2 separate regions of the Homo sapiens genome follow, and region 2 is linked to region 1. A link is an interaction called in ENCODE POLR2A ChIA-PET data of the cell type or tissue named here. Cell type or tissue: B cell. All regions are shown on one strand. Each heading gives the region's core, and the rest is flanking DNA. Links, peaks and the distances in the headings are about the cores only. Region 1 overlaps RAD51B (RAD51 paralog B). Region 2 overlaps RAD51B (RAD51 paralog B).

Evidence for each region. Peaks named below come from ENCODE experiments on the same cell type or tissue, not always from the same donor. Only the 100,000 strongest peaks of a DNase experiment are listed, where the experiment ranks them.
Region 2: POLR2A ChIA-PET joins it to region 1 with 7 read pairs; 2 of 35 experiments call an interaction of 5 or more read pairs at or near these places.

Annotation. Positions count from the first base shown.
Region 1 is chr14:68,213,679-68,219,065 of GRCh38, reverse strand. All of the region lies in intron 7 of RAD51B (RAD51 paralog B), which reads right to left. Among named protein-coding and RNA genes, the nearest start is that of RAD51B, 400 kb to the right of the region's middle. In B cell, for the core only: no CTCF peak of the experiment used is centred there; a DNase peak (open chromatin) is centred at 3,265; H3K27ac peaks cover 1,449 bases.
Region 2 is chr14:68,351,667-68,357,053 of GRCh38, reverse strand. All of the region lies in intron 8 of RAD51B (RAD51 paralog B), which reads right to left. Among named protein-coding and RNA genes, the nearest start is that of RAD51B-AS1, 330 kb to the left of the region's middle. In B cell, for the core only: no CTCF peak of the experiment used is centred there; no DNase peak of the experiment used is centred there.

The sequences.
Region 1 (5,387 bases), core at 167-5,166:
ATCTTTTCAGTATTTTGCAGGTTTTCCCTAAATATGAAAGTATCTCTGCTGTCAGACTTATATCCAACTACCCAGACCATCAGGCTGCAGAAATTTTCCCATTGTCCTGTCACCAGACTTGGTACTTTACCGAACCATTCTGCTCCCCTATCACTGTCCATGACCACATTTTTGGCTGCATAATCTATTATATCTAATAGTGTCAGGTTGTAATATTGTGGCTTGATAATATATATACACTCTCCCCACTATCTAACACATCATACCTTCCAGTTATACTGAAAATTCCACCAATTCATCCTTTTAGATTATATTGTAAACTATTTTAGTTGCCTATTTTTTCAACAGAGAAGTATAAGTTTTCTGATATAAGCAGGGCAGTTTTTCACAGTTTTTAACTATGTGTTTTTCATCTCTAAAGAAAGATTCATATATTGATGTCATAATTATGCATTTGAAGTTTCTGTCTCTTTATTAAATAGCTATGAAATCAATGCTAATGCCACATCAATAGCACTTACATTCAGGTAATAGCAAAATTAAGTTATCACACAGAGATTAGCAGGCTTTTCAGCAAGCACATATTTCTCTAGTGCTCATCCTCAGAGTATCAAAAATACTACTGATAGCCATAAAAACTGTTAATGAAATGTACTGCCAACTGCCAATGATATTTACAAAAAGTAGGCATCTGGCCTTGCTGAAGCCAGCATTAAAGTTTGATTAGAAATGAGCCAGGCAATATTATATCTTTTTCCTAACCCCTGGTACTCACTTGGAAAGGGGATAAGGGTATGGGGTTAACATCAAATAATCTTTACAAGTCAGAACAGAACAGGTCTTAAAATTGTTTTTGGCTTCATTGCCTCTGGGTCAGCTGCTGAAACAGAAGTCAAGCTGTGACTTATAGGCTTACATTAATTTTCCTTATGCTGCTTAATTTTAGTAGCATAGTTTCCACATACTCTAATTTCTTGTTTTCAGTGTTGTATGACATGTCTTGTAAATAGTGTGAAGTTGATTTAACTGTACAACATTAAAGTTATATCCCCACTAGGTCTATAATCTAAAGACCTGTTACTTACAGATAAGGAATAGTTCTGACTTCTGGTAACTACTGAGAATTATGAAGAAATCCAGCAAGGCCCTCTTACTTATTAGAGACTAATCTTAAACAAGAAGGCTTTGCTAAATTATACAAAGTTGTCCTTTCAAAGTTAAGTAACAAACACTTTATACTCTAGACCCTGAGTCTTCCATGACTTCCTCTGTTTTAGAAAAATATTCTATGAGTGCCCGACTCTCTGCTCCAAATTCTTCTGGTTTCATTCCTCTACAAAGGCTATGAGAGTCAGGCTTATATTAAATTTAATTTGGCCCATAGCCACACAAGTCCCATCAAGAAAAAAATCTTGAGAATGCCACTCTGGGACAGGGACTGTACATTTTCAGTGTTCAGAACAGACCCCTGTAGGATGCTTCACACAGTGCTTCCCCCCATACCACAATTCTTGACTCTGAGTGGGTAAAGAACTCAACTCTCAGTCAGTCTGATGGGCCTGAACCCACTTCCCCTGGACCATGCACCCGCATCATAGAGTACCGACTAATGAAAATAGCAGTTATGTTCTTGATCAGGAGGCCATTATCCACTTTCTTTATAAAAGTGCCATAAACTCCATATTGATTGGCCAGAAAGATATGCCTTTACATTGCGTAGGATTAAGCTCACAGAGGTCTATAGATAACTGATAACATAAGATTTTAAGGGGGAGGAGGGCTGGATTTAGAAAAGAGGAGATGAAGAATGGTCTGAAAGCAGCAGTGGGGAACAAGAAAGAGGACACCTAGCCCACCTCCAGGCCTTGTCATAGGAGACTGGGGAAGATAACACTACCACCACTTAGGAGAGCAGCAGGGGAGGCAGCATCCTTAGGCGACAGCCACAGTTCAGTTTAGAGTGGGAAGGTGAAAGGACTGTTCTGAGAAGGGGTTGAGAACACAGGAGATCTTGCCAATGACAGATTCTGAATTCCAGAGGACACAGGACTTGGGGAGAAACGGAATAGAAGAATTAGAGTCTGGGAGGTAAAAGGTTTCCTACAAGTCAGGCTTCTTACAGTGACTAATCTCAACATTGATCAAAGGCCTCATGAAATAAGATTGTTTGAGGCAAATAGTAGTGATTAGGCTGAGAGGGGGGTCGGACAGGGATTACTGTCCAGGCTCCTCTTGACCCCTGTTGATGGAGGTGAGGAAGTCCAAGGAAAAGAGCCCTATCCAAGTATTTACACCCCTCCTAATCCCTGCTGATGGAGGAGGTGATATGTAAATCCATAAAACAGAGGAATATTATATATACTTTGAAATACTTCTTTGTAATTCTAGATTTAATTTTATGGCAAGAAATAAAAAGATAAAGGAACCACTGGGATAATAGAACTTAGATGGGATTCTTTAAGAAGACTTTGACAGCCTTATTTGGGAAATCTTTCAGGGAGACTTAAAGACATTTCATGGCTTTGGAGAAACTGAATGATATATTTGATTTGCTACACTCTTTTCCAACACATTAAGGTAGAGTTCACTTTAGGAAAGTTATCACATGTCCTTAAGATTCAATTTCCTTAACTGTCAGGAGGTGATAATAATACCTATCTCCTAGGGCTGTCATGAGGATTAAGTGAAGCAAACACAAGCACAGCACCTACCATACAGTTCACTGCCAATAAACCCTTAACGACCTTTTTCATTTGTTCTCTCTAACAAACGCAACGCATGAGTCAAGTGTTATCTCCAGTTTAAAATAAAGAAATAGGTTTTTAGAGAGCTTCAGTAACTCACTTAAAGTCCCTCTTTTAGGAAGAGACTAAGCTGGGATTTCCAACTCTGCTTGGGCTGATGCCAAAGGTTGGTCTGAGCTCTTTGCATTGAACCTCACTGACTTTCCCATTTGTTTTTCTGCTACAATTAATATAAGAACTTATTTTCCCCAAATTAGTTCAGAAACATATTGCCCTTATAAATGCCAAAAGTAGTAAAATAGGTGTACCTGGCATAAACCCACATGTGAATCACTATGAGACAAGAACCACCTGCATTTACTGGTGGTGGTGGTGAAGAATAAACAGAATATGAAACAACACTGGGCACTTAAAAAAATCCCATAAGAGCCTCAGATTATCCTTGGTACTGAGTAAGTTCCTCTATGTTACAAAAGCAAAATTCGGCTCAGCTTTCATTTGTTTCCTCTTTTTGTATTGAAAAACCCCAAAGTTAATGAAAACCAGTGAAGCAGCTACAGGATCTAGAAGATGTGCTAAGCAGTCTAAAGACAGGTTCTGGCCCTGCCTCAGCTACTAGGCAGCCAGTGCCTTTGGGCACGTTCATAACCTCTCCAGTGGTAACAACCTAGTGCTTAAGAGTATGGATTTCAGAACCAGAAAGCCTGGGTCTAATTTTGGTTCTTCTACTTAATACTGCATGACCTTGGGCAACTAACACTTTGAGCCACAGTTTCCTCATCTCAAAATGGGGATAATAGCACCTAACTCCCGGAACTATTATAAGGATTAAATGCACTACTGCAGGTAGTTGGAACAGATTGGTGCTCAGAAAACATTTGTTAATTGTTCCCACCACCACTCTCTGAGTTCCATTCTCCTTATTTCTGAAATGGGTACAATAATATCTGTCTTGCTTCCTCTTCTCCACCTTCCAAACAGGATTATTTGTGATGATTATTGTGGTAAAAGAGAAAAGAGAAAAACTGAAGAGGAAGATGAAAACAACCTTCAAATATTAAGATAGTTATATGATAAGGGAGAGTAGACGCCATTGGTGTCTAAGAGATTAAAAAATCACTTTCTTCTCATTCCCTATTGAGAAACTTTGTAAAATATAAAAGGCCATATTAAGAATATAGGGTTATTATGATGATAACTCAGGAGAGAATTGAACATACTATCTTTGTCATTTGAGGCAATGGAGATAATTAATCTTCTTCAAGTTTTTTGAAAATGGTAACTAAATCCTAAAAGTCCTAAATACCTAGCTGAGGAAAACAAATTGTTCTTCAGCTTCTCAGAATATCAAGTTCTTTTTTCCATAATATAATTAGAACCCCCAAGGATTCATTTAATTCACAGTATAAAGGCAAAACAACAAAGTTGAAATAAAAGAAGGCTGGTTTCACAGGTTGCCCACAAAACTGAGAATTTTTTACTACAGCACAATGCAATAAAGAGGCTTACAAATTGAGTCCTGGGGGAAGGACACGAGCTGTATTTGTTGCATGTGGGTATAAGAGGCCAGAAGTTGGCCTCTTCTATTCTGTGAAGTGCCATGTGCATAAATTTGTAGACTGTAATTCCCTTTAACTCAAAACACTCGTGAACAAACAGTTGGAACAAAGCCACCTCCAGAACATGATGAACCATAGCACTTAGAACACTGATCATCTCTCATTGCTCAAACAAATAAGCCTTTAAAATACTGACATGCTTTACTTGGAGTTTTTTTATTTATGCGTGTCTTAACTGATTTCAAAAGAATCTTAGGGAGTGGGGGCCGTAGAAGTAATCTAGACATCCCTCCCCTCCACCTCCCCATGCTAGAAGATTCTTTTTCACATCATTCTGTACAGAGGCCAAACATTTCAGAGATAAGAGTGCTCCATTGGCTTGGTTGCCCCACTGAAGTTAAAGTTGGTAAGTACCAGGGGTAACACAATTCCCCTGCCTAAGGTTTCCATGAGTGGCCTCCTGCTAGAGTAACATTTTGATCTTTTTTGTTTCAGCCCACTTCAAGGATACCAAAAAGAATTTTTGTGCAGATATGAACTAGGTTTCCTCCTCTCTCATTCACAGTCGAGAAGTCAGGTGCACCCCTGGCTTCAGGATGCACACTTTCTCCTTCTCCTTCACACAGGAACTGCCCTCCTCCTGCAAACAACAGTTGTCCAGGGCCTTACCTGACTCTGAGAGTGTGTTTAACTAGGGAAGGGTATAAAAGGCCTGATTGTAGCCACAGATCAGGCCACATTCTCTAATATGGTTTTACTGGAATAAAGCTGACATTTTGTTCTCCATCAACCTGATGCCAGAGTCCATTTCTCAACAGGGAATGAGAAGTGATTTTTTTACTCTCTTAGACACCAATGGCATCTACTCTTTCTCATCATGTAACTATGTTAATATTTGAAGGTTGTCTTCATATTCCTCTTTGGTTTTTCTCTTTTCCAGCCTGACATTAGTTCACCGTTTTTCCTCTTAGGATGTAAATCCAGACCTCTTATTCTCCTGATTATAATGGTCAAGGACCCCCTTAATGACAGACCTGACCTAGTACTCTGGACATGGACTCTTAGAGAAGAACTACTGCCACCA
Region 2 (5,387 bases), core at 95-5,094, 140 kb before region 1:
GAGCAATCTTTCATAAGAGTCAATCCATAAGGCAAACTTCATTATTGTCATTTTTTTTTTTTTTTTTTTTTGAGACGGAGTCTCGCTCTGTCGCCCAGGCTGGAGTGCAGTGGCGGGATCTCGGCTCACTGCAAGCTCCGCCTCCCGGGTTCATGCCATTCTCCTGCCTCAGCCTCCCAAGTAGCTGGGACTACAGGCGCCCGCCACCGCGCCCGGCTAATTTTTTTTGTATTTTTAGTAGAGACGGGGTTTCACCGTTTTAGCCGGGATGGTCTCGATCTCCTGACCTCGTGATCCGCCCGCCTCGGCCTCCCAAAGTGCTGGGATTACAGGCGTGAGCCACCGCGCCCGGCCTATTGTCATTTTTTAAGAAATTGCTACAGCCACTCCAACCTTCAGCAACCACCCCCTGAACAGTCAGCAACCTTCAACACTAAGGCAAGACCCTTCACCAGCAAGATTATAACTCACTGAAGGCTCCGATGATCCCTAGCATTTTTTTTTTTAGCAATTAAGTATTTTAAATTTAGGTAATCTATATTGTTTTTAAAAAATATAATACTATTGCACTTTTAATAGAGTAGAGTGTAAACATAACTTTTTTTTTTTTTTTTTTTTTGAGACGGAGTCTCGCTCTGTCGCCCAGGTTGGGGTGCAGTGACACAACCTCGGCTCACTGCAAGCTCCGCCTCCTGGGTTCACGCCATTCTCCCGCCTCAGCCTCCGGAGTAGCTGGGACCACAGGCGCCCGCCACTGCACCCGGCTAATTTTTTTGTATTTATTTAGTAGAGACGGGGTTTCACCCTGTTAGCCAGGATAGTCTCGATCTCCTGACCTTGTGATCCGCCCACCTCGGCCTCCCAAAGTGCTGGGATTACAGGCGTGAGCCACCGCGCCCGGCCAACATAACTTTTATATGCACTGGGAAACCAAAAAATGTATTTCACTTTATTGCAATATTTACTTTATTGCAATGGTCTGGAACCATGTCTACAATATCCTCAAGATATGGCTATATAACCTGGGAGATAATTAGACAAATTTGGAAATCTGGATGTAAAAGAATGTTTACTGCAATTTTTAAATGATAGTAAGCAATATAAAAAAACCTAAATGAATAATAATTGGGAAATGCATAAATGGATAATAGCACAGCTGTTTAATGGAATATTATATACTGTCACTATAATTAATGGTGTCATTATTTATGGACATAGAGTTGTCCACAATGAGAAAGTACACTCTTGTTTTCTAACAATGGCACATGGAAGTATAATATGCACATTCTGAGAGTGATCTGGAGAGTTGCTCACCAAAATGTTATTTCTCTCAGCAGTAGGATTTAAATTGACTTTTCCATTTTTCCTTTGTACTTTTAGTCATTTTAAAACTAGAAAACAATAATAACAATAATTCTATTTTCACTTTGGTAGAAAAAAAAACCCAAACCACTGAACCAATCTCCAGCTGTGACCAGCAAGTCTCATGAATTTTATTCAGTCCGGTTCCAGGGAGGTATTTACCAGAATGACAACCATGGCCAACTGATATTAGAAAGAGTTTATTAATATCAGGAATAGATGGGCGAGATTAAATTGGAGAATCTAATAGACCCAAAACCCCAGTTCCACTTTACTTTCTGTTGTTTCCAAAATCAGAATGAAGCCAGTAACAAAATGAGGAGCTAAACGTTTTAGGCAAATCTTTTTGCATTCCAGGTAACATTAAGGTGAATTCTAAAATGCTCAATCTATTTTGAGGATATTGGAGCTAACCTACCACTCAATAAAATTTGTATTAATGTTTTCTTTATGAAACTCAAAGAGTTAACAAACAAATATGTCTCCAAAAAATAGGCAACATAAGAAATGGGACATAAAAAATACATCTGTACTAGTCCCACCAAAGCAAGAGTGCCATCTCTACAGTATGGGAGCTCCCATTGGGCGGCTGCCTATATCCCTCCAGTGACAAGATGGGGTTCTTTTTACTGTGCATCACGGTCCCCTCTACAGCCAGAGAGCTTACTCACTAGAGTTCTTCCTAAAAAGCCTGAAGGTACTCGGATAGTACCCTAATACTGGGATTATCTTCTCATTTCACAGAAAGGGAAATCGAGTCACAATGAGGCCAAGAGGCTTAAACTTGGCATTTCAGACCTCAGAGCTTGAAATGGGGCTCCCACGTCAAAATTCTGTCCTGAGTCCACTACTTCTTTTTGCTACTTGAATCATGAGCAAGCCGAGAGGCTAGCCCAGGGCTTCCCAAGGGTTACCTTTCCCACCTAAATGTATAAACTCTTTGGATTCTTAATAATTAAAAAAAAAAAATTAAAAAATAAATCTTTTGTAGAGACAGATTTTGCTTTGTTGCCCAGGCTGGTCTTGGACTCCCAGACTCAAGTGATCCTCCCAACTTCGTCTCCTAAAGTTCTGGGATTACAGGTGTGAGCCACCACACCTGGCCAATTCTTTTGATGTTTAAGCTTGTAAGCATGCAGAAGTGACAAACTTCATTTTACTCGTTTAAAACATTATTGGGGCCAGGCGCGGTGGCTCACGCCTGTAATCCCAACACTTTGGGAGGCTGAGGTGGGTAGATCACGAGGTCAAGGGATCGAGACCATCCTGGCTAACATGGTGAAACCTCGTCTCTACTAACAGTAAAAATTAGCTGGGCGTGGTGGTGTGTGCCTGTAGTCCCAGCTACTCTGGAGGCTGAGGCAGGAAAATCGCTTGAACCTGGGAGGTGAAGGTTGCCGTGAGCCGAAATCGTGCCCTTGCACTCCAGACTGGCAACAGAGCGAGACTCCATCTCAAAAAAAAAAAAAAAAAAACCAAAAAACCAAAAACCAAAAAACATTATTGGAAGACACAAAAGTTCTTATAATATACACACCACCTATATAGCACCACAAAGAACAGTGACCATATGACTATAGCTCCTTTTTCTAATGTTCTTTACTACTTTACAAGTAATCTCTTTGTCGAGAAAACATTGCTATCGTCAACAGTTCTAAAATGTCTTTGTTTCATGGAAGTGGTGATGAGAAAGGATCATATGCTTGCTTGCCTAACATCACAGGTGGAACGTATACATGTGACTTAGGCACAACCCCTAGAGACCCATGGGCTTGAGGGTACCCCACACAGTTCCACCACGTGGAAGGCCTGAACTGCTCAGAATACTTCTAATAGAAGCATAGTTATGTGGAGTGTGGAGGGGAAGGTCTTACTGAGCCCTTCACCCAAAGTGGCAACTTTTTAGAAAAATTCTAAACGAAACATTGACACTTCTGTCCTCCTTTCCCCCTGCTGCGACAGCCAGACAACAATGGCTCAGGCCCCAACCCCAACGCCCGGCTCTGTGCTATTATGACTCGGATGCACCTCTGCCTCCACGTTTTTATCCTCTCTGCTGTGGACCCCACAGTGCCTGCAAATGCACCTTCCTCAGCCCTGATTTTTCATCTCACCTTGCCAAAGTGCCAGTCTGAGTCTTCCAAGGTAGATCTGGTTACTGAGAAAGAGACAGGAGAAAAAATAGACACATTTCTGTGGCAATATTCTAGCCCTGATATTCCAGCACTTCCCACAAGTCCTCCTCTCTGTACCCCATCCCTCACCTACACACATAGAGGCCCAGTCCAGCTGTTGGGACAAAATACCAAAGAAATCACTCTGTGGCTCATATCCTCTCGCTAAAATGCAGATCGAGATTATTGTAGTCTTTTGTAAATCCACTATTACCCCCAATGCATTACTTTATTTTTCTTTATGGGGTTAAGTAGCATGACCATAATTCAGTGTCTAAACTTTTTAAAGGTGGTACTATTGGCAGTTGTGCCACGATGCCAGTTGCAAATCAGGACTGTCCTCAGGAATTGGGATATGTGTTCCTCCTGGGTGTGAGGAAAGCAACACAAAATAAGGAAAGGCTAGGGAAGAGGCCCAGAGGGGGCTGTTTTGCTTTCAACTTGCTTTCTGACATTGCTAATAATAAAAATCCTTAGAAACTTCCAATGAGCTGTGCGCTTGCTTCAGGACTGAAACATTGAGGAAAAGTTTTATGACTATACTCTATAGGCTAAACATGGGAGGAAAAATAGTACCAGCCTCACTTTTCCCATCAAAACCCTTCCCCCGACCGTGCCAGACCCCCACCTGCTGCAAGTAAAAGCAAAGGACACAGGCAGGCCAATTCTTGGGGTCCTCAGAAAAGATAAGAAGGGAATGAATGAATGAATTCAAGCACAGACTTAGAAGAACCTCAGGGAATTTATACTGGTAAGTGTCCCAGAAACCCCTGGAGCTCCCTCTCTGAAGCCATGAAGTCCTTGCCAGTGACAAACAAGTGGAAAGTCCTGTTTCTCAGTGCCTGGCAAGTGGGATGGGAGGATTCTGGGGAAGAGTCCAGGCCTATGCCCAGGCATCTGTGAGGAAATAGTTTGTAACACCTCAAGGTCCTATTGAACATAATGTCTCACAGAAAGGACCTTGGTTAATTAGGGTCTATGGTGGCATCTCCCTAGGAAAATAGGAGTTTCTTTTGGGAAGAGACTTCTACAATCCAAACAACCACCTTTTATGTGAACTCTTGGAATCCACCTATTGGTAAGGTGGAAGAGTTAGCAGACATGTTTCTATGTGGGCAAGGGGGTGGCCTGGTCACTTTCTAGGTTCCTGCTGGCTTTCAGAATGTGTCCATAGGAGGCATCAGACCTGGCCAGAGGAAAATCACTTTGTCCAGTCTCACAACTGATAAGTAATAGTTACAGAAATACAGCACCACAACGTTGTTTAAGCCCTCGTTACTCTGTGCTCTTTCCTCACCCAATACCATCTATTCATTAATTCTATCATTCATTCAACTTATATTTATTTATCCACTTTTATGGCTCAATTATCACCTATAAGGAGATGACTCAATTGTTTATCTCCAGCCCAGACCTCTTCAGTGAGCTCCAGTACACCTATATCTTCCTGGTATGTCTCCTTAGTATCTCAAAGGTGCATCAAACTCAGTGTTGCCAAGGCCAAGCTCATTATCAGCTCTTAAACATATTCCCTTCTTTTCATCCCCATCCTCATTACTCCAGTGCAAAGAAACCAGAATATCCCCCATGGACAATTGCATCTGCCTCCTGGCAGGGGTCCCTCTTCACCCATCTAATTCATTCTCTACACTGCAGCTAGTGGGATCTTTCCAACTAGCAAATCTCATTACCTTACCCCATCTTTTGCTAGAAACAGGTCAATAGCTTTTCTTTGCTCTTAGAATAAAGACCAAAAACCCCACTGTGTTCTGCTCCCTGACTGTGGTCTAATCCCGCACATTCCCTCACTCTTGCAGTCTCAGTGTCCACGCTGACTCCTCTCCATAGAGC